Regions from separate parts of the Mus musculus genome. Here region 2 is linked to region 1. Evidence: chromatin loops called from intact Hi-C (ENCODE). Cell type or tissue: left cerebral cortex. All regions are shown on one strand. Links, peaks and the distances in the headings refer to the core of each region. The heading gives the core; the rest is flanking DNA. Region 1 overlaps Ubiad1 (UbiA prenyltransferase domain containing 1). Region 2 has its middle 66 kb from the start of Disp3.

Region 1 (14,887 bases), core at 3,146-11,145:
CCCGGGATCTGAGCCTGGATGGTAGCCGAGTTGGTAGAAAGACCCACTCTTAATCCAGATCTTCTGAGGTGGGAAGCTGCACCTCTGGTCTGGTCCACACCTTCTGTGGCAGCTGATATAAAGGGCACAGAAGGCAGAAGACAGACAACTCAAGCTCTGGATGTGAAGAAAGGCAATTGGCACCGGAGCCTATGTCTTCAGGATTCTAGCATACACTGAAGACCTCCTGAGATACTCAGCCTCATGGACTGGACAGTTACTGGATCCTTGGACCTTCTGTTGGTAAACAGACATTGATGGGCTAGCTAGGCCACAGCCTGTAAGACATTCTAATAAATACCATATACTTTCCCATCAGCTCTGTTTCTCTAGAGAACCTTAGTCTGGCATCAGAAGGAGAGAAATGCACACTGAAGGAATCTGAGCAGTGATGGTGGGCAGTGACGGAGACAACTGTGCTCTGTCCTCATTCCCGTATGACTTCCTTGCTGCGCAGAATGCACCAGGGCCATGTCACCTCCAAAGCTGAGAAGTACGGGCTCAGAAGTTGCCAGGGAACTTTAACATTAGGAGAGCACACATACTGTCAAAATCAAATCCTTCCCAAACAAAAGCACTCTGTGGCTGGGAGTGGTGACACAGGCCTTTAGGAACAACTAGGAGTTCAAAGCCAGCCTGGTGTACATGGTAAGTTCCAGGCCAGCCAGGGCTACACAGTGACATAGAGCACCTGTGTGTGTATGTGTGTGTGTGTGTGTGTGTGTGTGTGTGTGTGTGTGTGTGTGTGAGTGTGTGTATGTGTGTGTGTGTGTGTGTGTGTATGTGTGTGTGTGTGTGTGTGTGTGTGTGTGTGTGTGTGTGTGTGTGTATGTGTGTGCGCGCGCGCGCGTGCAGTGGGGGAGGAGGAACACATCTGGGTCCCAGCAGAGGAAGAAGAGTGGAGACCTGGAACCCTGCCACAGCTGTAGAGCCACAGCCTGCCCCAAAAGGAAAACCAGTCCCACATCCCACTGGGAAGCCACTGGGAATTATGAGCCTTTCTGCTCCCTGGGCCACCCTGCCCTGACAGAGCAGGTATAATTCCACAGCTACTCGAGCAAGAACAGCTACCTTTAAGGGTGCTGGGGAAAACTTTTGCATGAAGGGGTCCCATTCTTCCAGTAGGACACTCACATTTTAATTGTCCCCTTCATGACAAGCAAATATGCCTATTTAGTCAGTGCCCACAGGTGTCCCCTTCTTATTTCCCCAACAGGAGCAACTGCTGTCCTAACTTCTAATACTATGGATTAGTTCTGAGTAGGAATGTGCCTTCAGAGGCCAGAGACCCAGACTCCAGACACAGGCTGCTGTTAAGACATTGACTGTGCTGGGCCGTTGGAGCAGAATCCTGTCTGGGGCCAGGGATGTACCTGACCTGTCAAGCTTCCCAGAGCTCTGTAATCTTAAGTTTTCATATGCCCATCTCTGACCAAAATGGGCTGGGAACATAGTTCAGTGGTAGAGCATCCGCCTTCTATGTTTGAGGTCCTGGGTTCAATCCACAGCACTGCAGTAAGTAAAGCTTACACTACCCAAGCAAGGAGCCAGGGGAGTGAGCGGAAGAGTTGGTGGGGGGAAGGGGAGAGAGCTGACAAAGTCATCCAGCCTTTGAGAGCTTCTGGCTGCTTTTCTCAAATTTTCTCCTAGACGGTGTTCTTCATTCAACCCCGTGTCTCTTGGGAGTTAGGAACATGTTATCCATCGCTGCGTTCCTGTCTAACGCTGTGTTACTGGAGGGGACACCAGGACAGGGTCCAGGAGGCTTCCAGGGATGCTGGACAGAACTCCTCAGTGCTTCCCGGAGCAAGATAAAGAGTATAGGCCACAGGGATTGGAGGCACAGGCTGCAGTTACCGCCGTAACATCCCCAGCCCCCACTACAAGTCTGGCACTTAGTAGACCAGGCAGCCACTGAGAATTATCACCGATAATAATAATTGTCTTTATGGAAATCATTTAAGGTGAATTTTAATGTACTTCACAATGGGATTTCTCCCCCCACCACCACCAGAAACTCTCTGCTATGAGAGGGTAACATGGGCTCTGAATATTAAGTAGTCAGGGGTTACCAAGGGTGTCTCTGCCTGTTGGACACCTCCCCAGTCAGTTAATTACCTTCCTAACATCCATCAGATGAGGGACACAGAGGAACAGAGTCTCCCAGCCCCCGGCCCAGTGACTAGGTTCTTTTGCAAACTGGCCAGGTATGGTTGCACCTGTCATCCCAGTTCTCTGGAAACAGAGGCAGGAGGATTGCTGAAAGTTCAAGAGCAATCAACCTGAGCTATGTTTCTAGATCTAGCCAGCTAGAGCTACACTGTGAGCTCCTATCTTGAAGCAAAACAAAATAAAAACTGTCCTGGTGGACCAGGTTACTTTCTGCCCTTGGCAGCCCCTAGTGGGGCCTGAGCTCATCTGTAACCAGTCCTCTGCCCGGTGGGGAAGACAACAGACAGTGCAGGCTGCAGGGGTCTGGAAGGTAACCAAACAGCTGCAGCCTCTGCCCCTGTTACTCTGCCCCATTGACATCTGCAGGGGCAGGGCTTGTGGTGACAGAGGTCGGTCCATTTCTGAGCATCCCACTTTTGCAGGTCAGTAGAGCATAATAAAAATCTTCCCCCAACTCTCCCTTGTGCTGGATTGTTCTTAGACAGGTCTCTGCTTACCTCGAGGGTCTCCAGGCAAAAAGCAAACCATCCAATAATGCGTGGGTCATGCTTTGGGTCACCCCACGAGATACCCCTCTCCTCCCACCCCTGTAAGTCCCCATTGCTCCTGGGACATCCTCAGATCTTCCCTCCCAAAGCAACATCTATGGGGTGGATGCTTCTCGTTTTTCTCCCACCGGAACCTGTTCACTGAGTGTCCAGGCCTGACCCTCTGCTCTCTACCGTGACACAGTGGTAGTGGTTTTTTGTTTTTTGTTTTTTCTCTTTGAGAATCTCCTCGGTTGCATGCCAGTATCTTAGCATGGACCTCTGGGAAATGGGGTACCTTCCATTCTCAAGGCTGATGGATTGTGGAGCTCAGGGCACTGAGGCAGGTTGATGCAGAGCTGTTCAGGGGCAGGAAAGGCTCCAAGCTCCCATTAAATCATGGCCATGGCTCAGCAGGCAAAAGGGGTGCAAAGCCTTTTTCGGGAAATGTTTTACCTGCAAACCTGCATGCTGCTGCCAGATACTGGATGTTCTCAGTAGATGCATGGGTGATGTGTGCACACTAGATGGATGGACAGACAGGTAAGGATCAAGTGAGAATGGAACAAAAGACATCAGTCTCACCAGCCCTTGACCCCTTCCAATCCTCTCGAGTCTGGGAGGCAGGAGGCCAGAAGTCCCAGCATTCCCTCCCTGTGACTTCAGCTTTGGGGCCAGTCCCGATGACAGGTTGAAGGCAGCTCCTCTAAGAAGTTGTCCTCAGCACCCAATGCCCACTGTTACTATGGTAGCTTTCCCAGGATTTTCCCAGAAGCACTCAGGGTGGGGGCTGATCCTCTGACACACCCACTCCCAGACCCCAAGTCTTGCAGAAGCCTACCCTTCCAGAAAAAGCCTGAAATAGGGGCTGGACAGATGGCTCAGTGGTTAAGAGCACCAACTGTTCTTCCAAAGGTCCTAAGTTCAAATCCCAGCAACCACATGGTGGCTCACAACCATCCGTAATGGGATCTGATGCCCTCTTCTGGTGTATCTGAAGACAGCTACAGTGTACTTGGATTAATAATAAATAATCTTTAAAAAAAAAAAAAAGCCTGAAATAGTCACATGATTTCTGTCCCCATTGCTGGCTCCCCCTCCAGCATTTAAGTGCCTATTAGGGACAAAGAGAATTGAGAACATCTGTTTCTGCAACAAGCCAATAGCGGTGTGGATCTGGGGGTGGTACACACACACACACCAGCACTGGGGCTCAGATGCAGCCCTGCAGCTGCCAAAGCAACTGGTCCCCATCATTTCTCAGGGAGATTATCTCCCAATCGGTGCAATCGGTGGCTCCTCGCTTGTTGGCGCCTATCTTCGCCCGGGGAGCCATCTCAAGCCACTGTTGCCTTGTGAGGCAGAGCATGTTGGCCTCTTGGCTGTGTTTGGAGCTGATCCCTGGTTTCAGACGAGTCCTGGGGGGCCCCTCCAGCCTTCTGGAGGCTATGACAGTATACAGAAGAGATGCTGGCCCATGCCACCGAGCAGAGTGGGAAGAGCACTGGGCAAGGAGTTAAAGGCCCAGTTCCAAAGCCCAGCTCTGTCACTGGTGCTGTGCTCTTGGGTTCTGAATCTGAGGGCACAGTCAGCAAGGTACTAACCCTGCTGGAAGAGCCTCACTCTCCTCATTAGGAAACTGGGTCATGGCGTTGCTCAAATGTGACAATCAGCTTGTATGGACCCAATCCAGGTGACAGGGTAGAAGAATTGAGAGCCAGAGGGTGAGATGTGTCAGCATGCACTCACTCCCATGGGTGTCTCCACCCATGGCTGCTGCAGTCTAAAGCTGGCTCCAGATCTCAGAGATGGCTGAGGTGACTTGCTGGGCAGCCACATAAAGCCAGTGACTACTAAATCATCCATCTCTCAAAGAGAAGCCCCCACCCCTTCTCTCGTGGGTTCCTATGCCCTGACTCTGCCTCCTGTCCTCTAACACCCAGAGCAGCTAGCTTGGGAAGCTGCCTGGGTGCCAGAGAGCAAAGGTGTGCTGAGGGGAACTGGGGACAGGGTTAGGGAGGAGAGGGGAGATGAAGGGGGTGGGGACTGGGAGGGATAATGGCAAAAGAGGCAGCTGTGGCTCTTTCAACGTGTAAAGCGAAAAATGAGATTTATATTTAAAAACCAAACAATGCCTCCTCTCCTGCCTTCAAAAGAGAGCGGAGCAGTGACATAGAGGATGGCTTTAACCCCGGAAGTGCTGAATTTGGGGTCCAGGAGAAAACCAGCTTTTACGTGGGGCCCCCAATGGTGGCTAAATGACCTTGACAGAATCGCCTGATCCCTCAGAATATCTCGACTCAAATTCCATAATCAACTCAGGACACAAGGGGACTCGGTGAGAGACCCAAGTGTTCTCCCAAATCCTGGCTACCGTGGCTCTCATGACTGGGTCATGTGACAGGCCACTACTGCTTTACCAACAAGAGAGGTCCATGCCCCCAACTCCGGGAGCCGGCAGTAGGGTCCCAGAGTGGGGCCTAGCTTCCTCTAGGAGACAGGTCCTCCTGAGGAGGCAGGGGCTTTCCTCATAGCTCCACGGCATCTACCACACGGCCTGAGGCAGAGATTCTTAGGGTTCTGCCCCGCTTGAGGGATTTGCCTATCTTTGCCTTCATCCTTCTCCTGCTGCAGTTTCTCTTCAGGGAGGAAAGACTCTTCTCAGCAGAGCAGCCAGGCCTTGCATTCAGCCAGGCGCAGCCCTGAACTGACAGGCTAAAGAACAACTGTATCCCCCTTGCCTCTGCCTGGAGCTGCTCTGGGCTATCATTTGCTCACAGCCCCTGTGGTTTCTTTTCATCCTCCCCAGAGCAGCGTGGAGACTGCTTATCTGGTAATTGAGATTGTTCTACAAGGTGGAGCTCATTGCACCGGGTGCCAAGAATTTGTGATGCTTTCTGAATACCTGGGACACTGTCCCAGTACAGAGTGAGGGGGACGTGCACATCCAAATGGTCTCACAGATCTATCTGTACATATGCACATGCATGGTTAAAGAAATGCTAACAACTTTGGTAAAACGGACTTGGGCGTTCTACAGATAGCCTTGCCTTGTTGAACTCAGACTGTACTCCAAGATGTGGCCTTGAACCTAGGAGGTACCCACCAGAAGGCCCTCTGCAGGTCAGGCAGCCTCTCTACCCGCCATTGCTCCTAGCGGGCCCCAGAATAAGCTTGGCTCTCTTCTGTAAGAAAGGCTCTGAATAGGTTGTCCTTGGTTGCTACAGAGAACTGAGTGTTGATGCCAGCGTATAGCAACCATTCGAGAGGCCTAACAAAGTAGCAGAAAGCCAGGGACAGCAGGGATGAAGCCCTCGTCCTCGGTAGATGCAGGCTCAGGAGCTTGCTTCTGGCAATGCTCTCCTTGGGCCTCATCGTTCAAGGCCATTCATCTGGATTTAGCACCGGCAGCCTGGGCTGATTAAATGTGCTACCGTCTCCTTCTGACTGTTTCTCAGCAAGGTATCAGTCACTCCTCAGTCGGCTTTGACCTTGGCACTGAGAAGGGCACCTTTGGCACATCTGCCTCAACGCTACAGTCGTCTGGCTATGTGACCAGAAGAGACTGAAGGAAAAGTGCCCTGGATGGTCTCAGCAGCAGGCAGGGCGGGGGGTGAGGGGGGTGGCGACGACCCTCCAGCTGTGAGGACAGGTAGGCCACGTCACCAGCACCTCTCCTGGCTAACTTCTCCTAAGAACCCTGAGCTCAGTCCATTGTCATCTCCTCCCAGAAGCCCCTCCTGATTGGCTCCAATCTGCAGCTGATCTCCGCCCTCAGCGAGCTACACTTCTTGCTGTTCCATGGCTGACTTTGTCCATCCCCTTTCCCTAATAGAAGCACACTCACCCAAAGGGGCCTCTCTCCTCACTGCCTATACCCAAGGAACTCTCACAAGTCAAGCAGAGCCTGATCCCTGTGAAGGTGGACTGGAGTTTCTCTCCGACGCCCCCTGGTGGCTGGTTGCATTCTTACCAGGCAAAGCATCTGGACTGTTTCTAGGGACCCTCTGTTTCAGTGGCCAGGTGAGAAAAGATGGCAGATGGAGGGAGGGAGGGACGGGTGGGCGTGAGCCCACATTTAACTTGAGAATGGGTCTTCCTTTCCAGCTGACTTGAGCAGTCATCAAAGCCTGGCAGGCTCTGACTTGAAACCTTGATCCCATTCCCACCTCCACAGTAATGTAGACTTACCTCTCCTCTCACCATTGAGCAACTGGAGGCCCAAGGCAGAGGACCTCACTTTGAAGACAGAAACGCTATAGGCCAGTCTTGAGACGGGAGGCAGCTCCTAAGGGGCCCTGGTGTTTCCTCTCTCCTCATCTCTTCCACATGGTCTCGGGCCGCCTCTTGCCTATCTTGGAATGCCCTGAGGAAGGTGGCTGGCTCACGCTGAGGGGAGCTACCTTCTTGGCCTGCAGGTGCTGGCCCAGTCACTCCCACATTAGGGAAACTTCATAGCATTGTGGCCATGGGAAGGACACGTGGGAGTCCAGCCCTCCATGGCCTCGGCCACCCATCAGTCCTACGATACCTTCCTCACACCTCACACTCAGCAAGGACGAACCCGTGGCTGGAGTCCTCATGTGAGCAAGACACTGTGAGGTAAGCGGAGACAGGACAAGAGGCCGTGGGAGAGAATTCACATGGGCACAGACTAAGGTTTGAATGATGGGTGACTTGGACAATTAATCTTCTCCCTTTACTCTAGTCTTTGTCTCATGAAAAAATAGCCCTCAATAACCTATTCATGGAGCTGTTAGGAACATTAAAACAATATATGTAAGCTCCAGAACAAGGCTTGGCACACAGGGAGCTTGCAATAAATGCCATCGTTATCCCCGACATTCCCTCAGTCATTTATCCAACACCTTAATTATTTACAGGTTTCCGGAAACATGAGCTAGACCTTAAGAGATCTTCAGAGTTACTGTCATTTTCCCCTTCCACTTCCAACCCTGGGTGGAATTCACCTGTCCTTACTGCTGCGGGTCAGCCAGCTATGTGGTACGCATGTCAGTGTGGTCAGTAAACCTGTCCCATAGGGTCTAGCCACTCGCAAGCCTGTGCTCCATGGCCAGTTGTTGAAACACACTGTGGTCAGTTGTGCTAGTGCTGGGCAGGTGCTGAAATACAGTCTTACTTGCCTGTCTACCAGCCACCTGTTGGGGGACACTGACACTAAACACGCTAACAAACGGACACAGAACACACACTGGAGCTGTCTTGTTATCCATGACTCTAGCTCTAACTGTGGTGGCGATTCTAAGCTGTGGTGGGAAATACAGAAGCAAGGGTATGGCGGGAGCATGGAGTGCGGACTTTGGGGCATGCCTTAATTACCACAGAGCCCAGAGCAATTTCCTGTTACCCACCACACACACAGTTTGGTCAGGAGCATGTGACCAAGACGTTCCCTGGCTCCTCTAGTGCTTCTACATCTTGGGAAGTAGGAGAGCATCTCACAGTTACAGCTGCCGGCCCCTGCTGATGAGCTCCGCCTGGGTCCAGTGATTGCCAGGCCCCCAGGCAGGGCCTCACTGGGCTTCACCACCCTCTGCTGTCCTGGCAGATCACAAGTGTCAGCTGGCTACCACAAGAGTCCAGGTCTCGCCAGAGGCACTCTTACACCAGCCTTCGTGGTCTGTAGCCAGTAATGAAAGAGGCTGACAGTCCATTAGCAGTGGGCACAGAGGAGAACAGCTGTCAGCCACCTCCCTTCCAGGGCCATTGAGGGTGAAGTCAACTGCACGGGATGTGTCTGGGTGTGCATCTGTATGTAATTTTTGGAAGGCAAACAAAATGGGAAGAGGGTATCAGTCGTCGCAGCTGTGATGACACTTAGAAGCTGAACTGTCGACATGTTTCTTGTACCCTCTGGTTCCAACCCTCACGGGCAGGTCCATAGAGCAACTCTTTATCAGAACCAGCCAAATCACAGGGTGAGAAGACTCCAGGGCTGCCCAGTTGTCTCCGTCAACCTCTCTGTGGTGTGACTCTTTGCTTCAGCGTTCTTGCCAAGGAACCAGCTTTTCTCTTTAGTTACGACAAACTCACCCCCCATGTTGATGCTCCGAACACTCCAACTTCTGTTTCCACTCACAGCTACAGAGGTTTCTTTAACACAAGAGCTGTTACATCGGGTCATGCAACTCCTATCTGCACGTCCTGGTTTTGCTCTTTGAATACCACATGCCTGGCCCAGTCCTTCTTCCCCAAGACAACTCTCTTGGGTCTCCTTTCCAGGCCAGTGTGGTCTTGTGTGCCTTCATCTTTCTTCCAAATGCATCTGGGGCAAGATCCGGTTTGTTAATATCACCTTCAAAATATGGTTCCCACATTGAGAACCTATAAAATGTCTGCTACAGCTGTTACCCATGTAACACACACACACACACACGCATATGTGTGGGTGCACACACTTAGAAATGTTGCTGGCTTCTAACTATATCTCCATTCATTCTACATTTCATATGCTGTCAAAGGTACTTCTGAAACCTAAGTCCTCTGTCTCCACACAGAGTCTCTCCAAGGCAAACAAGGTGTCCAAGTTCAAGTCCAGCCCGTGAAGAATGGCCAGGGCTTCTGCCTCCTTGTTCTGAACTGTAATCTCTTTCCTGTGTATCTCCTGTAGCATGGCAACCTTCACCAAGGTCATTACTGTCTTAGTCTGAGGTTAGGGCTAGGTTCCAGTGTGAGTGTGGTTGGTTATTAACACAGGAAGTAAGATGGCATATGGTGGGTTCATGGTTCGTTCCCCTCCACAGCAGGCCAGCCCCGAGCTTCCAAGGTCTTCTAGGTGGGGCCCTGTGTGAGGGTTCAGCAAACGTATGGAAGGAGGGCAGGTTTGAGCAGCAGAGGTGAACAGGGAGACCACAGAAAAGAACAGTTGACTGAGTAGAAAATAGGGGGCAGGAACCAGCATCCCCCACGGGCCCATGGTGCCTGTCGGTGGGAGCATTCTGAACCCTTCAAGGTTCAGGGTGAATTCCAGGCCTGAACCCCAGCATCAGATAGCAGAGAGGCAACCTTACAACTGGTAAGGACTGAAGACCTAGCTAAAATCCCTGACTTCTGTTCCCCACTCACCCCCCCCCCCCGAGACTGAGGAATCCCCAGTGAGCAACCCTACAGGCAGGCGAAGATCCCGAGGGGCCTGGAATTGGATTCCCTGCTACCCGCTCTGTGAGCAGAATAAATCTGACTCAAGTGGTAAAGGTGTGTGACCATGTAGCCTAGAGCCATTCTAAAACCGAGCCACATCTGCTCCCCCCCCCCCCCCCCGTCACAGGGCACCTCCTTCTCAATCACAGGCCGGATTCTGGGAGAGAGGCCTGAGTGTATCTATCGCTCTGCATTTACTCACGCTCGCATTCTCCCTTGACCTGTGAAAGCAGCTCTCTAATTCACGAGCGTCCTAATTATCAGTCCTCCTAGAAGCTCTTCCTCCGTGGTTCCCGAGAGCTTCAATTTGGGCTGCCTTAGTCCAGTTGTTAATAACAGGTGTTGAGTCTCGCTGGGCAAAGGGCAGAGGGCAAAGGACGGGGCTTGTTCGAATGTGCTGCTGAAGGCTGCCTTCCCTGTGCTGCTGACATGCTGATCCGTCAGCTCTCTCCCCCGCGGGTGCGTTCGGCCTCAGGAATTTATCTAAGTACAGTGATATCCACTGCACGTATCTCTGCCTCGTTCATAAGGATATATCGTCAAATGCCTAGCCAAGACGTAAGTGCACTCCATCTACTACATGCTCCTAATCCATCAGCACGGTGACCTAGCAGAAGAAAAACGTAAGCAGGGGAGGATAGAGGGAAATGAGGTTAACGTGGTCTGGCCAGCTGGCTCTCAGTGGTCCCTGACACCTTTCCTAATGGCCCCTCTCCTAGGTGGGGTTACCAATGCTGTGAGGAAACACCGCGTCCAAAGCAACTTAGTGAGGAAGAGAGTTCCTTGACTTATACTTCCTCATTGTTGTTTATCTTTGGGAAACAGGGCAGGACCTGGAGGCGGGAGCTGATGCAGACAGAGGCTGTGGAGGGCTGCTCTGCAGCTTACTGGCTTGCTTGCTCCTTGTGGCTTTCTCAGCCCAGGGCTGGCCCCGCCCACAATGGGCTGGGCCCTTCCGCATCAATCACCAACTTTAAAAGCTTCCCTATGGGCTTGCCTACAGCTCAGGCCTATGGGAGCATTTTCTCAATTGAGGCTCCCTTCTGGTGAGTCAAACTTATGGCAAGATGTCACAAAACCATCAACCCTGGTCAAACTGTTCCCAAATTCATCACTGGTAATGAGGTGACCTCTACCATATGGCACTTCTCCCTAAGTCCTGGTTAGTGCAATAACATGTTGCTTTGGAGACGAGGTCTCACTGTGTATCTCTAGCTGGCCTCACACTCCTGAGATCCACCAACCTGACTCCCAGTGCTGGAAATGAAAATCGTACACTACCATGCCTGGTACTCCCACAAGTCTCTGCACATTTCCAGTAAGAAAAGCAAGTGGAAAGCAAAGAAACAAAGCCACTGACATACGTTTTCTCTTATTTTAATTAGCAAATCTACAGGAAACCTTCATTGAATCAGGAGACATAATACAAATTATGGTGGTCTGTATACAAAATGTGGCACCAAATATGGCCTCTGGGGATGGTATATAAAAATAGGCATTTAAAATCTGCACCAGAGCTCAGTGTAGCAGCTGACACAGTTCTGATGAGGGTAGCCACGTGTCAGGCCCGCCTTATGAACAGTGAGAGTCATTGGTCCTCCAGGCTCTGGGTGACAACTATCAGCCCCAAGCTAGGGTCACAGGCAGGACACTCAAAAGCACCAGACGTACAAACCCAGCACGCTGGGGAGAACAGGAAAGAACATCCTGTTCCTAGGATTCTGGACCCTGATTCAAGCTCTGGGACTCTGGTAGACAAACCACCCTGACTACAGAGGAACTCTGGGCAATATTTAAATATGTTTTCCTAAGGAAGTGACCCAGTGCTAACTCAAGGTGGTTTTCTGCAGGCTAAGAGCCTGCAGCCCCCTTCAGGGCAGCTGATCAGAGTAAAGCACACTGGAGATGGTATGATCATCTCCATGCAAGATGTTATACTCAGAGAGGGTACAGAAGACAGCGAGACACCTCTGGTCCTTTGGGTGTGACCTCACTGAAGCCACATTCTGAACAAGGCATCAGAGCACAGAGAGATGAAGGACCCGTGCTCATAGTTCTTTCTCTGGCAGGGCCTCACATTCCAGCTGAGTGTGGCCAGGACTGCTGTCCACTGACTCATACATTCAGAAGGTCCCTGATTTGCCCATCTTGTGGCTCTGTGGAGAGGGGTAAGTGTCCTTGACTCATGTGTTGCTGTTGCCCACAGTCTGGCACTGGAAACAGACGGAGGGACAGAGATCCTGGGTAGGCAAGAGGAATACCAGGGGAGGCAGCTGGGAGGGGACAAAGCCCTTTGGGCTTTAAACGCCCATCCCACTGCCACTTCAGGTCCCAGAATCACTGCCTTCCTAGTGGAGTCTACAGAGGGAAGCAGCTCCCTCAGCCACCATGCCATGTTTTACTGAAAGCAGAGTGCTTTTCTCAGCCGCCCCAGGCTTAACTGTCTTGCTACAGGGTGATCTGACACTTTCCTCCACAGTGGCGAGGATCGAAGGGAGACATAAAGGACAGAAACATCTGAACCACCAACTACACAAAAAGCCAGGAGCACTCCTTGCTAATGAGGGCCCTTCTCTAGCAGGCAGCACATTCAGGGGACAAGCGCTCTGTATAAATGGGGCCTGGCACCAATTAGTACAATTTCCTACGTGCCAAGGTAACGGGTCAGTACCATGCCTAGTTACTATGGCTCTTTTGGGACACAGCTCCTTCACAAACTGTCAGGGCATTCTGTCTAGGACAAGGGGGAGATGGACTTTCCATCCTAAAGTGGCCTGATGACACCCTCTAGTGGAGATTATAAATAACACAGGAACGACACTAGAGTGGCTTCAGGGTTTCCCTGTAACATGGAACACAAATCACGAGCAGGTTATCTTTAGGAAGATAATCCCAACACACAAGTTCAGGAGTTTGCAGCCTATGCTGTGCACCCACCCTGGCCAGTGGCACCCCTTCTCAGTCTCTGGCTTCTGCACTGCCTGAGGAGGGGCTGTGCTGTGGTGGGAGTTGCTGGTCTCCTCAGAGTCTGGGCAGGCTGCCTGCTGGTGCCAGGATGATGCCAAAGACATAGAAAAGCCCCAGCAGGAGGTTGAGCTTGGCTGTCCTCTGGGGCAGCTTGTTGAAGGCCTGGCTGCGGAACTGCCTCTCAAGGGAGAAGGCCATGGGGATGGTGAGCAGGGGCAGTGCCAGGCTGATGCTGCAGTGCGTGGCCAGGATGGTAAAGATTAGGTAGGGCACAAAGAGCAGTGTGTTATAGAGGACATAGGAGAAGGTGGGCCCAATGAGGATGGCCAGCGTGACGATGCCAGCCTCTCGGTCAGATTCCATGTCCCTGGTGTTGTTGGAATGGAGAATGGCCTCCGTGCTGAGGGCCAGAGGGATGGCGTAGATTAGAGGGAAGATGGCCAGGGATCCCACCTGGACAGCGTAGGCAAACATCACAGCCAGCGGGCCGAAAGTGATGAGGATGACGAGGTCTCCCAGGGCCACATACTTGAATCCAATTCCTGCGGCCAGAAAAGCCAGAGAGGCGGTGTAAATCAAGGGCTGGTCCAAGAGAATACCATGTCTGAAGAGAGGCTACGAGGGTGAGCCGTCACTGGAGCACCCCCAAACGACCCAATGCAGACTCAGATTTCTGAGTCCAACTGCCAGGTACCCGCCAAGTTTGCCTTTTAGGATTTGTCCCAAAAAAAAGTTTCAGCCACACAGTGCCCAGAGCTCCGGGTACACAGAGATGAGAGGAGCCAAGAACATGCAAAAGGTTCTATGGTCCAGAGCATTGATTTCTTCTGCCCTTCTCCAGCCCTGCAAGGCAAAATGTACAGCTTGCCTCCTCTCCTGCCCGCCCCCCCTTCCCCACCGCCCCTGGGTCTTTTTTCTGTGTCTTTTTTCTGGTTTGAAAGACCCCAGTGAAACACCATGGCATTTCACAGCCTATAACTTCCATGGAAAGAAGCTGTCACCCACGTAAAGAGGAAAACAGTGGAAGTTACCATGCAGTGTACCCTCCGAGGGTCTCATCAGTCAAAACCAAATCACCCCTAGCGACCCTCTGCGCCAAAGCCTACCTAGTCCCTTCCTTTAGCACCCTCCCTCCAGCCCCAGTACTGTACCACATCTCACTGCCTTCCATCCAGGTCCAAATCAGGCTCATCTTACTCTGGAATACTGCCACACCCTCCTGGTGGCTTTTGATCTTGTAAGAACCTCTCACCCTATCCCAGCATCTTTAAAACTCCGGGTTTACCTTTTCTCCCAACACACACTCAAACTGTCAACAACCCTATGTCTTTGGATTCAAAGTCCCAGCATCTGGCTTGTCATAGCTGGCTCCCCAGTACTTGGCCCTGGGGCTGACCTGAACACAGAGCCACAGTAACAAACACTTCTAACTCAAGAGTACTTCCCACTCAGACTGGAACAGGTAAAGCCATGTGCAGTGGTGGGAGCTGGCCAAAGACATGATCTTTCAAACTTTGGTTGCTACAGAAACCTGTGAAGTCTTTGAATCTAAGGATGCTATAATGCTTAGCTTCAGGATATCTGATCACATTTTAACCAGTCTAAAATGACAGGTGACAATGGTCTTCAGGAGATCTAAAAAACACAAGAACCAAGGACTAAAGTATGGCCAACCTCACCTCTCACCTTGGTGAGACACCTTGGTGTCTGCTGGCACCAAATAAGAGCCCCTGGTTTTTTATTTGAATGCAGCATCCCTACAAGGCAGGACTGACATGCCTCCTCAGCTCCCCAGCACCAGGAAGCGCCCTGAACTAGGGAGCACATGGTCCCTGCATCCTCCCAGGCCAGGCTAGCACGATGCTCCTCTATTCTCACACTCATCGACCTATACACCATGACAGGGCTCTGCTTAGGGAAGAATTAACCTCTAGCTGGATGCTCCAGAGATCCAGCTCTCAGCTCAGCAGCCAATAAGTGACATGAGCCTCAGCCATGAGCATGCTTTCTGACTTTCATTT
Region 2 (14,887 bases), core at 4,118-12,117, 75 kb before region 1:
GATTCTGGAGCAATACACCAAACAGCTGTAGAAGATGGTTTTGGGTGCTTAGTAGAAATCTGAATATGGAATCCGTATCAGACGATATTATTGCTACTTCATGCATTTTGTGTCTTGAATTGTGATCATCATATTACGGTTACATGGGAGGGTATCCTTAGAGGACAGATGCTGCTGTCTTTATACCAGAAACACCAGGATGTTGGTACTCTTAAGTTTTCAGCAGGGAAGAGCAGTAAGGCAGACCTTGCCGAGCAGGACTCCCAGGTAAAGACAAGTAGACGAACACTCTCACAATGGCTGGACCCCATCAACAAGAACAGAGCTGTCTCATGGGTGTGTCCCCACTACTACCTGGCTGAAACCTGGGTGGTCTCAAGTGACGGTGGCTTGCACAGCTCGATTTCATGAACACCCTCAGCGGTGCAAGAAAGGCACAGGGGAAGGACACTGAGGTCATAGATGCTGTGTGCCTCAAGTATGGCGCTGCTGTCCAAGTGGTCAAAGCAAGCCCATAGCCAGACTGAGGGTTGAAGTGAGACAATGGAAGCAAGGTCACTGATGTCATGGAGGTCACTGATGCTACAGTCGGACCATTGGTGTGTACAGGTGTGTGTGCCTGTTCCTTCCGCAGATGCCATCCACGGGTTTTGGGTTGATCCTTTTGTTTCAGTTTTTAAAGACTTATTTATTTTATTGCATGTGTATGAGTGTTTTGCCTGTGGGTATGTGTACCACATGTGTGTCTGGTGGCCATGGAGGTCAGAAGAGAGAGTGTCAGATTTCCTGGACGTGGAGTTATGAATGGTTGTGAGCCACCATGTGGGTGCTGGGAACTGAACCCAGGCCTTCTGCAGGAGCAGTAAGTGCTCTTTAACTATGAAGCCATCTCTCCAGCATCCCAACAACCTCTACCACACACACAGGTTTTTTTGTTTGCTTGCTTGCTTGTTTGTTTTTAGACAAGGTCTGTCATTGAACCTGGAGCTCATTAATTAGGCTAAGCTGGCTGGCCAGCTAGCCCCAGAGAGCCTCCTATCCCAGTCTCTCTAACACAGTACAAGTGTGCTCTGTTTTTTGTTCTGTTTTGCTTTTTTAGCATGAGTGTGTATGTGTGTTCAGTGTGCATGCCTATGTGTGTATGTGTATGTGTGCCTGCATGCGTGCACAGGTGCTCCCAAAGGCCAGAAGAAGTCACCAGATGCCTTGGAGCTGGAGTTGTGGACATTTGCGAACTGCCTGATGTGGATGCTGGGATTTGAACTCTGGTCCTCATGACCGAGCCACAAATGCTCTTGACCACTGCCGAGCCATCTCTCCAGTCCTATTTTTTATTTACATTTATTTAATTACATGAGGAGCACACATGCGCGTGAAGGTTAGAGAACCGCTTTCAGGAGTTGGTTTTTTTCCTTCCATTAGGTAGATCCTGGGAATCAAACTCAGGTCATCAGGATTGGTGGCAAGCCCCTTTCCCTACTGAGCCATCTCCTGACCCCTTTCCCTACTGAGCCATCTCCTGACCCCTTTCCCTACTGAGCCATCTCCTGACCACTAGAGCCTTTTTTTTTTAAATCATGGGTTCTGGGCAATCTGTGTTTGCATAAACCATCCATACTGTACAGTTGCATTTTGATTTTAGGTTTTTTTTCAATGTTTTGAAAGCTTCCACACAAAAAAAGTTAGAAACATGAAGCAGCAATAAGAAAAATAAGAACCAGCTATATAACTGTTAGAAAGGCTGAATTCTAAGCAAAGGGACACTCTGGTACAGCAAAGAGGTGCAGCCAGCTATCCCAGAAGCCAGTTTGGCAAATTCCTTCCAAACTAAACACTCTGAATACAGACAGAGAGCATCCCACTCCTTGGGAATCACCAGAAAAATTGAAAATGTGTGACTACACAAAACTACACACAGGTGTGTACAACGAGACTTGTTCACTGTTGTCAAAACTTAAAAGCAGCCAAGAAGACATCCTGCAGATGAATGATGGGCAAACCATGGGACATACGGACGATGGAACAGAACTCATCACTAAGAATAGATGAGCTCTCTGTGGGGCTGGGCAGGTGGCTCCCCAGTTCTTGTTGACAAGCATGAAGACCTGAGTTCATCCCCAGCACCTGTCTAAAAGTCAGCACCTGGTGAGCAGCCATGATCTCAGCACTGGGGAGGCAGAGACAGGGGGAACTGGAGTGTACTGGTCAGCCAATCTGGCAGAGTCAGTGAGCAACTACAACAACAACAACAAAAATTTTAAAAGTAGCTAGCAATGAAGTAAGATACCTGAGATACTCTGGCTTTCACATGTAACATGTGCCTGCACACATACACACACACACACACACACACACACACACGTACACACACACGTACACACACATGCACACACATGCACACACATGAACACATACATACAGGTACACACAAACACATACATACACACAGAAAATACATTTTATTGGTTTTTAAGATTTATTTTTATATGTATATATTTTATATGTGTGTATATACATTCCTTGTGTGTGTGTGTGTGTGTGTGTGTGTATGTATGTATGTATGTATATGCACCATATGCACACAGGTGCCTGCCACTCACAGCATGCACACCACTGAGAGAGACCCCTGGAGTTATTTATAGTGGCACATGCCCATGTGAAGGGTTTGAGGAGGGAGCAGGTTCCCTGTGCATTTGGGGGGGCGGGGGCGGGGTGGATAGAGAAAGCCTCTGTTGCTGCCTCTCAACTTCTCTATGGATCTAAGACGAGCTCTTTAAAAAGAGAAAATTAGAAGGAGCAAAAGTCAAAAAGAAGCCATCTAATCATGTTCTAATCACGTCAACCCTTCGCTTGAAAGTGTGTCCTCGTGAGAACGGTAGGAGCAGCTTACCCAGTGAAAGCCCCAAACCAGGCTGCCTGTCACCAGCAGCAAGAACGAGCTCGCTGTGAACTGTGACAAGGAATAACAATCTCAGATGAAAGAGCAGGAGCTTCCACACAGAACAGCGTGAGTGAATCCTGACGACAATAATCACGAAAGGGAGGGAAAATTCAGGGCCAGGGCCAGAGAGAAGGCTCAGCATGCAAAGGGGCTAGCCTCCACAACTCGTGACCTGCCCTCAAATCCCAGAACCACATGGAAGAAGAAGAAGAAGAAGAAGAAAAAAAAAAGTGATTCCTGCAAGTTACCCTCCCACACAATGAAAAAGAAGGAGGAGGAGGAGGAGGAGGAGGAGGAGGAGGAGGAGGAGGAGGAGGAGGAGGAGGAGGAGGAGGAGGAGAAGAAGAAGAAGAAGAAGAAGAAGAAGAAGAAGAAGAAGAAGAAGAAGAAGAAGAAGAAGAAGAAGAAGAAGAAGAAGAAGAAGAAGAAGAAGAAGAAGAAAAGGAAGGGAAAATCAAAAGTGTATTTATGGTATGATACAATCACATGAAGTTCAGGGGCAGAGAGAAAATGAATCCGAGGCCTTTACCTTGGGTGGCATTTATGAGGAAGGGCACAGGAGCTGTTCGGACTGCTACAGTGTTCTGTGTTTAAGATGGGTGATAGTTATGTGAATGTGTGTGGGTGGAAAAAATCAATTGTACCTTTAAGATACGTGCTTTATAAGATATATCTCAAAAAACCACAAACACACACATACCCAAACTCTTAAAACGTGGCTGGTTTCTCGGTGTCTCTCAGACAAATCTGAATCTCTTAACATTCAATTTAATTTCGTTGCATTTAATTGAGCACGTTTCTTCTCTCCCCATCGTAGCAGAAACAGAAAAAAGATGACCCTATGTATCCCTGTCCTGTGCAGATGCGTAAGTAGTGGGTCTACATGGGGACTTCCTGGGCCCCAGTCCCAGAGGGTACCAGACACTAGACGGGTGGCATCCTTGACCCCTAGATATTTTCCAAGCCGCTTTGGTGAGTTTGCCATGCCATCCTGTGAGCCTCTGTTCCCCCTCCCCCGCCCTGGCTGCAGCATTGGACCCACCCCTCACCGTTACCCACTTTACAGCCATTGTCAAACATAATGATTCTTACCCTGGAGAGAAATTGGGTTCCATTTTATATTTTATTGCCTCAAAAAGGACATTTTTTACCTTCCCACAGTCTGCAGCCAGCAGGAACAGGACGATAAATCTCGGGAAAGGTTTCCACCAAGATAGATGGTCCAGCCAGGAGACCACAGTGTTCCGAGCAGGAATCGAGAGAATAAACAAGCAGTCAGTCCTGCTCCAACAACTCCCACTGTTGGTGACCTGTCCTCAAATCCACCTGTACAACATCAGGGAACATGGAGGAGGGAGGGGCTGGGACTCCACATCTTGAGAAACCTGCTTCTCTTTCAGCTTTTACACTCTCATTGGGGGCCAGGGGCTGGGGGGGACCGGGAGGGAGGGCAGCATCTGGGATATAAATAAATAAATAAATATTGATACCCTGATTCATCTCATTCAAAGACATAGTGTTTGCCTGGGCATGGCACCAGTCCTTGAGTTCGATCCCCAGTACCACATAAACTGTGAATGGTGTGTTACACACATACGAATGATATATACATACATGTAAATAGTGTGTACATACATGTGAATGGTGTGTGCATGCATGTGAATGATATGTACATACATGTAAATGGTGTGGGCATACATGTGAATGGTGTGGGCATACACATGAATGGTATGTACATACATGTGAATGGCGTGTACATATATGTAAATGGTATGAACATGCATGTAAATGGTGTGTACACCAGAACTCAGAAATTGGAGGCAAGAGGTTAGTTCAAGGTCAGGCTGGCAGGTTGACTCAGTGAGTAACTGAGGACTCGAGTTTGAACCCTGCAACACTCACAAGTGTGTAAGGAGAGAGATGACACTGCAGAATTGTTCTCTGATCTCCACACACATCATGCACACACACACACACACACACACACACACACACACACACACACAAAACTTTTTTCTTTTTAATTTCTCAAAAAAAAAAAAAAAAAAGACAAACAAGGTCATCCTTGGCTACAAATTGAATCTGAGTCCAACCTGGGCTATACGAGTCCTGTCTCAAAACAAACTAAGTGTCGTTCGTTCCCCTGAGGGACACAGGTGGTTTCGCGTGCATGCATGCCTCCTGCTCGGTAGCACATGGTTTTAGACAGCCCTGATTTGATTCATTGTACATGTAGGAAGACAAAAGCTGGCTGTGAATGTCAGCCCTGCAGCCAGTGAGGAACAACCTGGTAAACAGGAGTCTTTCTAGGATCCCACTGATGTACCTGACCAGAAATCCCCTCTGTGCTCCAGGAGCTGGTCAAAGAGACCCGAGAGACTCTGAGGCAGATGGCAGCAGAAGGGCCAGTGCCACGGTGAAGCCAGCCTTTGTCCTGGTGTTTCTCTCTCCGGTCATCCCACCTGCTGATGCTCCCACTTCCCAGTACTTCCACTTCCCAGTACTCCCACTTCCCAGTGCTCCCACTTCCCAGTACTCCCACTTCCCAGTGCTCCCACTTCCTAGTGCTCCCACTTCCCAGTGCTCCCACTTCCCAGTACTCCCACTTCCCAGTGCTCCCACTTCCTAGTGCTCCCACTTCCTAGTGCTCCCACCTCCTGATGCCCTGATCTTCTGGTGCTCCCACCTGAAAGAAGAACAGTTGCCAAGATCTCTTTCTTTCCATTTTCACCATATGACTCGCACAAACCCATGGCCCGACACAAGATCATCCAGAGAAGTCAGTGACAAGTGCCTTTAGCCACTGAGCCATCTCACAGACCCCAACAAGAGAAAGACAGAAGCAGAACCAGATCTTAAGGCTTCTGATACCAGCCCGGGGTTATCTGCTTCTTATCCAGCACCTCGCCCCCACCACTACAAACACACTGTCTCCCAAACATTAGCTATCATTTCTTTCTTTTATAAGAGTATTCTACATGTATGAGTGTTTGCCTGCACCTGGATATGCCACATGCATGCAGTACCCAAGGAGGCCAGAAGAGGGCAGAAGATTCCCTTGGAACCGGAGTTAGAGATGGTTGTGAATTGTCAAGTGGGTGCTGGGAACTGAACCTAGAGCCTCTGTCAATGCAACAAGCACTCTTAGCCACTCACTCACCACCTCTCCCGCCCATTTTATTTATTTATTTTTTATTTATTATCTATTTTTGTTGTTGTTGTCGCTACTGGACCTTTTTGAGACAGGGTCTACTATGTAGCTCAAGCTGGCTTCAAACTTAGATCCTCCTGCCTCTGCCTCCAAGGTCTGGGGTTACTGGAGTGTAGCATTATGTCTGTCAACTATTATTCCCTCCTAATACAGTTGATAACATGGGGTTTTACTGGTGGTTTTTTAATAACAAGACCAGGAGCTGGAAAGCTTAGCACTCGTAAAAGGAACTAGTCTTACAATCCCACACACAGCGTGATTTCCATATATATGAAATACCCGGAACAGGACAATGCAAGGAGACAGGAAAAACATTAACAGTTGCCTGGGGCTGGGACGCAGTGGGAGAAGAAAAAATGGCGATAGCTGCGTGACGCTGAGTCCAGTAAAAAACACTGGGTCCTGTGCTTGAGCTGGCCGACTTTATAGGATGTGAAGGGAATTCAATAACGCTGTTTTCAAATAAAATCATTAGTCCTTCCCCGCTTGTGTGCTTGCCGTGAGCTAGTGGTTGTGAGAGCTATTCGTGCTGCTGTTATGATACCGGAAGTACGAGTGAAAGCAGCCAGCCCAGCCTCAAGACAAGCACTGGGACCCGCCTTCGAGCACATTTGTTATCGTTACTTATAAAGTGTCCCCTCCGAGGGCTCAGGTGTTAAAGGCTCCGTTCACAGCTGGTGGTGTCACTGGATCTTGAGTGAGCTGATTCCATGGGGTCACCGGGGATGTGCCTTTAAAAGGGATGTCTAGGGCTCTCGTCTGTGTTCTGAAGTCTGATTCCAAAAGCCACACTGGTCCTGGCATGATGCTCTGACCCCTACTACCCTCAACATGCCCCCAGACGGCAAGCAGGCAGGGAGGGGAATAAGGACATGGGACACAGCTGTGAGCAGGTTCCTCTGGCCCCAGCGAGGCAGGACAGCAAGATAATAATACAAAAGGCTCAGAGTGCCTGAGCAACAGGCTGGATCCTGGGCTCGGTCCCTGCTGATGTCTCCACCATGAGAGTACATGCCCAGCTGTACCCAAGGCCTTTGTGTGGGTGGCAGACAAGGAAATAGAACTTGTGGGAGCCTAGGGCACTGGGCTGGTGTGTCCTTGGGAAGCTGGGAACAAAGGCTCGTCACTGTAGCAACCAAGTCCTTCTGGTGGAGAGAGTTGGTGAGGCTCCAGTCTCCACACTGCTGCTCTGCTGCCCTCTGTTCCTCAGCCAGAGGCCCAGGGGGTGGGGGGCTGCACTGGAGGGAGAAAAGGGAATTAGGGCCTTGTGAGACAGCTCAGTGTGTAAAGGCACTTGACCCTTTACAGTCTGAGTTCGGTCCCTGGACCCGCATGGTAGAAGGAGGCAATTAACTCCAAGAAATTGTCCTCTGACTTCTACATACATGCTGTGCTGTGCATACACATACACAATAAATAAATGAATGGGTTTTTAAAAATTTTTTAAAAGAGGAATGGCTGTCAGTTGCAGCAGAGAGGCCCACCCCGTGGTTCAGGAAGGCACCGGAAAAGTAAACCCGGCAGTATGGTGGACGGTCCAGCTGGCCCCAAAGAAGCTGCCAGGAGCCTGTGGCACACCTCAAAGGCCTGAAAGAAAGTCTTGCTGCTGTACTAGAGGAATGGAGGAGCAATGGTGAGGGGGAGGACAGACTGCTTCACACAGGCCATGGCTGGAGTCAGAGGAAGTAGAGAAGTGAGCTGAAAGGAAATATGATTGCCAGGGAGCCAGCACGTGGCTCCTAGTCCCTCCCGTGGCCAGATCGGCAAGGACTGGACTAGAGACAAGGTCCAGGACTAGAGCTAGAGTTCTAAGATGTCTCTGAAAGGCTCCGCGGCCATACTCATGTGCCTGCCACCTCTGGGCCTCCAGAATCACTTGATTAAAAAAAAGTTTTCTTCTCCTGTCTCCCTGAATTGCAAAACTGGAGCTACTGAAGCAGGAAGCTGCCATGGGTACCTCAGAGTGACCAGCCCCACAGCAGTACCCACCTTTGCGGCCTCCCGGGCCCTCTTACACCCCTATGGTTGCAGTCATCCAACAGTAAGTCATACATGCCAGCTCTGGCTTCTAGTCTCGCAAACACACTCCTCCATCCCCAGTATCTTCCCCCCTCTATATACCCACCAATAGCTCCCATTTGTCCTAGGGCCAAAAAGTCCCCTCAAGTTGGACACTTTCCATGGTCCTCTTGCCCCCCAGCTTAGATGGCTAACCTTCCCAGATTCCTTGGGCCTCTGATTTCTCAGATGGACTAATGACATGACCATCCGCTCACCCAGGGGTGATCAGAAGAAGGTTCTGTCTTTTATTTCTTTGTCCCCAGAATCAGGCAGAATATCTAAAACATGGAACCCTCAGTACATGTTGGCTCAGTGAATAAATGGTTTGGGGTGGATGGATAGTTTTGGTGGTTTGGGGGAGATGGGCAGAATGGACAGATGGGAGGGTTGGTAGATGGTGTAGGTAAATGGATAGATGTGTGGATGGATGGATGGATGGATGGATGAACGGTTTAGGGTGGCTGTGTTGTTGGGTAGATGAATGGGTGGGTGGGTAGATGGATATATGAATAGATGAGTGTGTGGATAGGTAAAACAGTTTGTAGATGGATGGATGGATGGATGGATGGATGGATGGATGGATGGATGGATGCATACACGTACACAGTCTTGAAATCTTTAGAAGATTATCTTTTCTTGATATACTATTCATTTGATGGACTGCATACAAATAGCCATTTCTGTAATTATCAGGACCCTGTAGCCCAGACACACTAGGGTTTCTATCATGCACAAAAGTCCAGATGTAGACGCTATTGGGCTAGAAAGGGCTTTCTATCAAGCTGTTGGGACTTTAGGTCTTTGTGTTTCTGCTCCACCATCAAGGTTTCTTCATTCATTGTGGCTGATGTTGCTCTGTCTGTCACAACTACATTCTAGGGAGCAGGAAGAAGGAAGAAAGAGGGTCTTCCTAGATGTCTAGTGAGTCACTTCCTTGCCTTTCAGATAGAAACACCCATCTCTGGGACCACTGCTTGGTGTAAATTCCCTTGATAGCACTGGTGAATGAAGAAGAGGGAACCTCTGAGTTTGTACCTCTGGGACCATGCCTTGGTGCTGGAGAGGCGTGGCCTGAGCCACGTGTGAGCCTTCTCTTTGCCCACACAGCCCAGTCAGCCAGCCATTGCTCCTCATGTTCGCTGTTGCATCACAGTTCCACTGAGTGTCTGTTACAGCTTCACCCTTGGGCAGCCATATGACCCTCACGTGCCCTCGGTATGAGCCTCAGTTCTGTTCCAATATGGTGGGATAAATAGTAACCTCCAGCGTCTGACGTGTGGAACAAGACGTGATGTACACACGTACATTAAAGGTCAAGACCAAACATGAAACAGGTCAAGGGTTCAGTGCTTCGGTTGAGTCACAGCAAAGATGATGGAACTCGTTGCCATCTGGATGTAGCTATAAGCTGTGCTAGTGTTCAAATCCATTCTGCAGTAAAAGGGGGGTCTCCTGGGGTCCCTGTAACACAATGAGAGGGACTGTTGCCAAAGACTGTTTTCTCTGATATCCACCAGCCAGTTTGAGTTCCTCCACCCTAAGCTATTCAGTGTTAGTCTGATGGAGCCTACTCCCCACCTCCTGTCGCTGGTCCAGAATCCCCAACCCTATCACCATCAGCTGGTCTAGAGAGAAGCAGACTGCAGAAGGAGGTTGCCCATTGCCATGGAAACCAAGGCCAGAGCCCAGCACCCTGCAGCTTCCGGGCACATACCAGATGTGCTACTTCTGAGTCTCAAGTTCCTATACATCCTCCTACCCAGTAGGTGTACACACACACACACACACACACACACACACACACACGCTGCCAGCTGGCTGACCTAGAGGACTAGCAGCCAACACACTGGGCAGCCCTCAGAATCCAAGATTCTCCAGCTGGTGGAAGACTAGCTCTCTGGGCAGAAAAGCCAATCCCTGTAGTCAAAAACAACAAAAGAAAATCTTGCTCTTAAACGTCTGAGACAAGCGAGCAAGCATAAACCTTGGCTGTCATGCTGACAAAGCAAACCACCTAGACCCCTGTATAGTCTGCATATCAACCCTACGCCAGTAGAAGCACTGGCCCTTTAAGAGACAAATGAGTCTTCCAGCCCCCAACCAGGTGAGCAGTCAGTGGGTACTGTAGGATATTCATAGGCCTCTCCATATCACCAAGATTACGAGTCTGTTACAAATGGGAAGCGATGATGTCCCCAGAGGAGCAATCTGGCCTCCATCACCTTCACCACTGATCCAATGTAGGTCACCAAAAATAGACAAATGGGACATTACATGCCCCGCTGGATAATGCTGCAACAGGGACATGACATCCCCTATTTAGTATTCACAGCCGAAAGCGTTTGAACTGAACCGAATCAGGAGGAAACAATCAGACCCATTCAGGTCGCTGGCATTTTACAAGACATCAGATGCGGAATCTTCAAAATGCCAATTACAAGAAGGACAAGAAGCCTAGATCACAGCAGACCAAAGGGACAGACGGTCTAATGCGATGTGTGGTCACAGAACTACTCAGATCAATGGGACCTTGCGTTTCAGGATGCTCGCCCAGGAGCAGCCTCTCATCTCTGGAGCATGCTGGGCACTTCCTTTCCTGTAAGGCTGACGTGAGAATGACATGTAGAAAAGGCTGAAGCTGCCCACGACCTCCCCCGGCCCAGCTGGGAGCCATCATACTGATGGGTGATTGCTGGGAACTCCAGTGACAGCAATAATGGACAAGCAGAGCTATAAGGCTGAGCCTTGAGTAGCAAGGGTGTCTGTTGCCGCGTGGGGCATGCAGGCAAAGCTGCCAAAGGACTAATAAGACTGGGGAGATGGGGCTCAGGCAGGAGCTGGCAAGGAGAGGCCAGAAAATCATAATGGCTTGGAGCCCCTCACCAGCACATGGACATTGGATATCTACAGTATCAGGCGCCACTACCCCAAATCACAAACGGCCATCATCCCCCACCACTCCCATCATCTGACTTCCCAAAGTTCATCAGGACTTCCCCCTAAAGTTCAGTCACCTCCATATTCTCCTTGCCCCATGCCAGCCAGGTTACCCAGGAGAAATAAACTAGAAGAGAGATTCAAAATTTAATCAAAAGTAGCAACAACAAACCGTGCGTGGAGATCGGGGAGCAATTGAGTTGCAGGAACACAATGAAGATCGGTGCCAGCTGAAACCCCTGAGATGCTGGGAGAGCAGGAGAGGGCAGAGCCAGAGGGGAGAAAAGGGGGAGAAGCAGAGGAGAAGACAGCTGGCTTCCCCCAGTCACCAGAGGGGAGGACAGGCTATGACAGAAAAGCCCCAGACACCCTCTTAAGCAATCCAGAAGATATTTGATCTAGCCTGGAGTCTGGCATTTCTTCTGAAATGTAAATGAAGTCTCCCTTAGTCTGGAGAGATCAGAGGAGAAAGTGAGAATCAGAAAGGGGTGGGACCTCATGCATATCCTCTGTTCCACGAAGGTAAGGGGACTGAGCTCGCTGGGCAGTGGTGGTGCAGGCCTTAATGCCAGCACTCCGGAGGTAAAGATCTCTGTGAGTTCGAGGCCAGCCTGATCTACAAATGAGAATTCCAGGGAGAAAAGAAACAGAGAGGTGAGAGGGGGAAGAAGAGGGGAAAGAAGGGGAAGAAGAGGGGGAAGAAGAGAGGAGAGGGGGAGGAGGGGAGGAGGGGGCAGGGAGGAAAGGAGGGGGAGAAGGGGGAAGAGGAGAACAGGAAGAAGACAGAGCAAAGAGCTTGAGTCATCTGCCTGAAATCACACGCAGTCAAAAATTATTAACTCCGAACCCCCAAGCTGGGCTGACGTGGGTACCAACTGGAATATACCATCACAGTGGGGTCCCTTCAAGCTCTTGGTACTAAGGCAGGGACAGGGACACTGGAGAAAGAGACTCCTGAAGCTACTTATTGAACCCAACAGATGGGAACGAGCAGGTGAGATGGAGGGACACAGGCAGGCACAGAGCAGGAGGCAGAGAGGGGCATGGGATGGAGACCTCACCTGGAAGTCTCCATGACATTTCCCATCAGCCCTGTGAGCCCTCTGCAGGGACAGCACATTCTCTGAGAACAGCATCCTATGACTGGCTGGTGGAGGGCTGGAGAGATGGCTCAGTGGCTCAGAACCCTGCTCACTCTTCCAGAGGACCTACATTTGATTCCCAGAAACCACACAATGGCTCTAACTCCAGTACTAGAGGATCTAACGCCCTTAAACACAAGGCACACACAGGATGAACACCCATCCACGTAAAATAGAAAATAAAATATTTTTAAAAGGTGACCTACCAGTAAAATGAACCGAGTGGTTTCATCCTTCATGGGAGCCTCAGACCACCAGGACTCCTGAGTTACTCCAGCACCATCTTTTGGTCACAACAGACTTGAGTTGACACCTGATTCTACTCCTGTCTGTAACTGGAAGCACTTGATTGACAGTGTTCTGAGCCTCAGTTTCCCTTTTTTTCTTTTCATCCAGTTATTTTGTCACAGCATCAAGTAACACAGGGTGTAACCCTGAGGGAAACACCCTGCTTCACAGAGGGAGAAGCTACGGGAGGCTTCCATCATGGACTTCCATCATGGGCGACCTTGACTGAACTCATGTTGTGAGGCTTGGCGGCAAGGTCCCTTACCCACTGAGCCCCCTCTTCCACACAGACACTCACCTTCTCTGCTTTCTGGTTGCTACAATGTCCACAGCTCTGCTCCACCAGTCACCTTCCCACCAGGATGGATTGAAACCTCTAAACTGTAGTGAGGAGGAGGAGGAGGAGGAGGAGGAGGGAGGGAGGGAGGGAGGGAGGAAGAAGAGAAGGGAGGAGAAGGGGCGAGGAGGCAAATGAGGAAGAGGAGAAAGAGGAGTGGAAGAAAAGAGAAGGGAATTGCAGCCCCAGTGGGTTGAATTACAGCTTTGTGTAATGGCTTCTTGTCTCAAGGCTAATTTCATTGACTCCCTCCAATGGCCCCTCGACCTTAGAGCCCGGCTTCTAGCTGAGCCATGCTCATGTATAGTGCACCAGCATCCCTTCATCACGCCCTTCTCAGTTTGTAGTTGCAGAATTAGTTATTTATACTGAAAAATGGGCAAAGGAGAAGCCAGGAATAGGTTGTGCGTGCCTGTGGCCCCAACACTTGTGATGCTGAGACAGGAGGGTTTCTAGTTTGACACAAGTCTGGGCTAGATAGTAAGATGCTATCTCAGAAAGCATCTTGGCAGTTGGAGAGATGGTTCAGTGGTTAGGAACATGTGTTGCTCTTGCAGAGGCTACCTGAGTTTGGCGCCTAGCACCCACATAATTCCATCCAAAATTCCAGTTCCTGGTGACACCCTCTCTGAATTCCGCAGGCAGCAGGCACATGTAGAGCATACATACATACATACATACATACATACATACATACATACATGCAGTTATAACACCCATATACACAAACTAAACTAAACTAAACTAAACTAAAATAAAATAAAATAAAATAAAATAAAATAAAATAAAATATAAAGTCAGGGAGTTGAGGGCTTAAAGACACCAAGAGATACCCCCATAGTATGTGACAGCCATCCTATTTTCTCCTCTGGTTGATTAAGTCAATGACTCTGGTAATATGGTGACTCTTTCCTGGCATTCCGGCCTTTGGTATCAAATAAATGGCCAGGTGGCAGGCACAGTTTACAGTTTAATGAGAGATTCACTCCGTAGCCTGGTGAAAGCACCCCTGTCTGGCAGCCAGAGGAGACCTTAACGTGCGTCTAAGATGTTAAGAACAGTATTCAGCACTGGGTGACAATAATTCATCTGTGTGTGGCTGTGTCCTCAGCCCTCCGTGCTCATGAAGCGTCACCCCGAAGCTCTCTCTATCAGGCTGAACCTGGCTCCACAGCTCCCAAGCCCCACGTGAAAGCTATTTTTCAAACACTGCATAATTTTCTACTCCAGATGGCAGGGCCTTGTTCCAGAACCCTGGGGATCCGTGTTGCCACTCTTCTCTTGGTGCTTGCCATAAATTCAGAGCGTCTTTTTCCACCACAGATCCATCTGTCACCCAGATCTGCTGAGTCACATGATCTGAGCTGCCGGACTGCTAGTCCTCAGTCTGGAGCTGCTGTAGAACCCTCTCTGCCTGGGGCCATCTCAAAGAGGCCAGTCCTCCGTGTCATCTGGTAAAATGGCGTGGATCCAGGAGCCATTGGCAGGTGTGTGGTATCTTGCTCATGGGAACCCCAGAGGCCTGTCTGATGGGAGTTTCCTTCTGATGTGTGAGAGGTATGAGGTGAAGTGGATTTGGAGCCACTCAGGAGACACACCTCTGGGTATGGGCAGGGGGTGGGGGGCCTCCAGAATTTTGAGGCAGGAAGACCCATGTCAGATATAGACATCGGCAGCAGCATCCTGTGGTCTTAGGTTCTAAGTAAAAAGCGATGGGGAAAAGTGAACTACAGACGCAGTGTGACCAGCTGCCTCAGGCTCCTGCTGCCACCCTTCCTCCCTGGTGTACTGTATCCCCTTGAACTGTGAGCCAAAATTAACTAGCCCCTTCCTTCTTTCCCTTCTTCTTTCATCCCTCCCTTCCTCCCTTCCTTTCTTTCTTCCTTCCTTCCTTCCTTCCTTCCTTCCTTCCTTCCCTCCCTCCCTCCTTTCTTCCTTCTCTTTCTCTTTCCCTGTCTCCTTCTCTTCCT

Evidence for each region. Peaks named below come from ENCODE experiments on the same cell type or tissue, not always from the same donor. Only the 100,000 strongest peaks of a DNase experiment are listed, where the experiment ranks them.
Region 2: it touches region 1 in a loop (2.3-fold over the local background); 2 of 42 quality-filtered maps call a loop at or near these places.

The regions. Positions count from the first base shown.
Region 1 is chr4:148,423,235-148,438,121 of GRCm38, forward strand. Ubiad1 (UbiA prenyltransferase domain containing 1) reads right to left here. Exons shown (of 2, transcript NM_027873.3): 2 at 11,261-13,408. The coding sequence ends at 12,921. Among named protein-coding and RNA genes, the nearest start is that of Ubiad1, 14 kb to the right of the region's middle. In left cerebral cortex, for the core only: CTCF peaks have their summits at 3,730 (motif pointing left) and 6,692 (motif pointing left); a DNase peak (open chromatin) is centred at 6,694.
Region 2 is chr4:148,346,911-148,361,797 of GRCm38, forward strand. No RefSeq gene overlaps it. Among named protein-coding and RNA genes, the nearest start is that of Disp3, 66 kb to the left of the region's middle. In left cerebral cortex, for the core only: a CTCF peak has its summit at 5,982 (motif pointing right); DNase peaks (open chromatin) are centred at 7,224, 9,942 and 10,649; H3K27ac peaks cover 907 bases.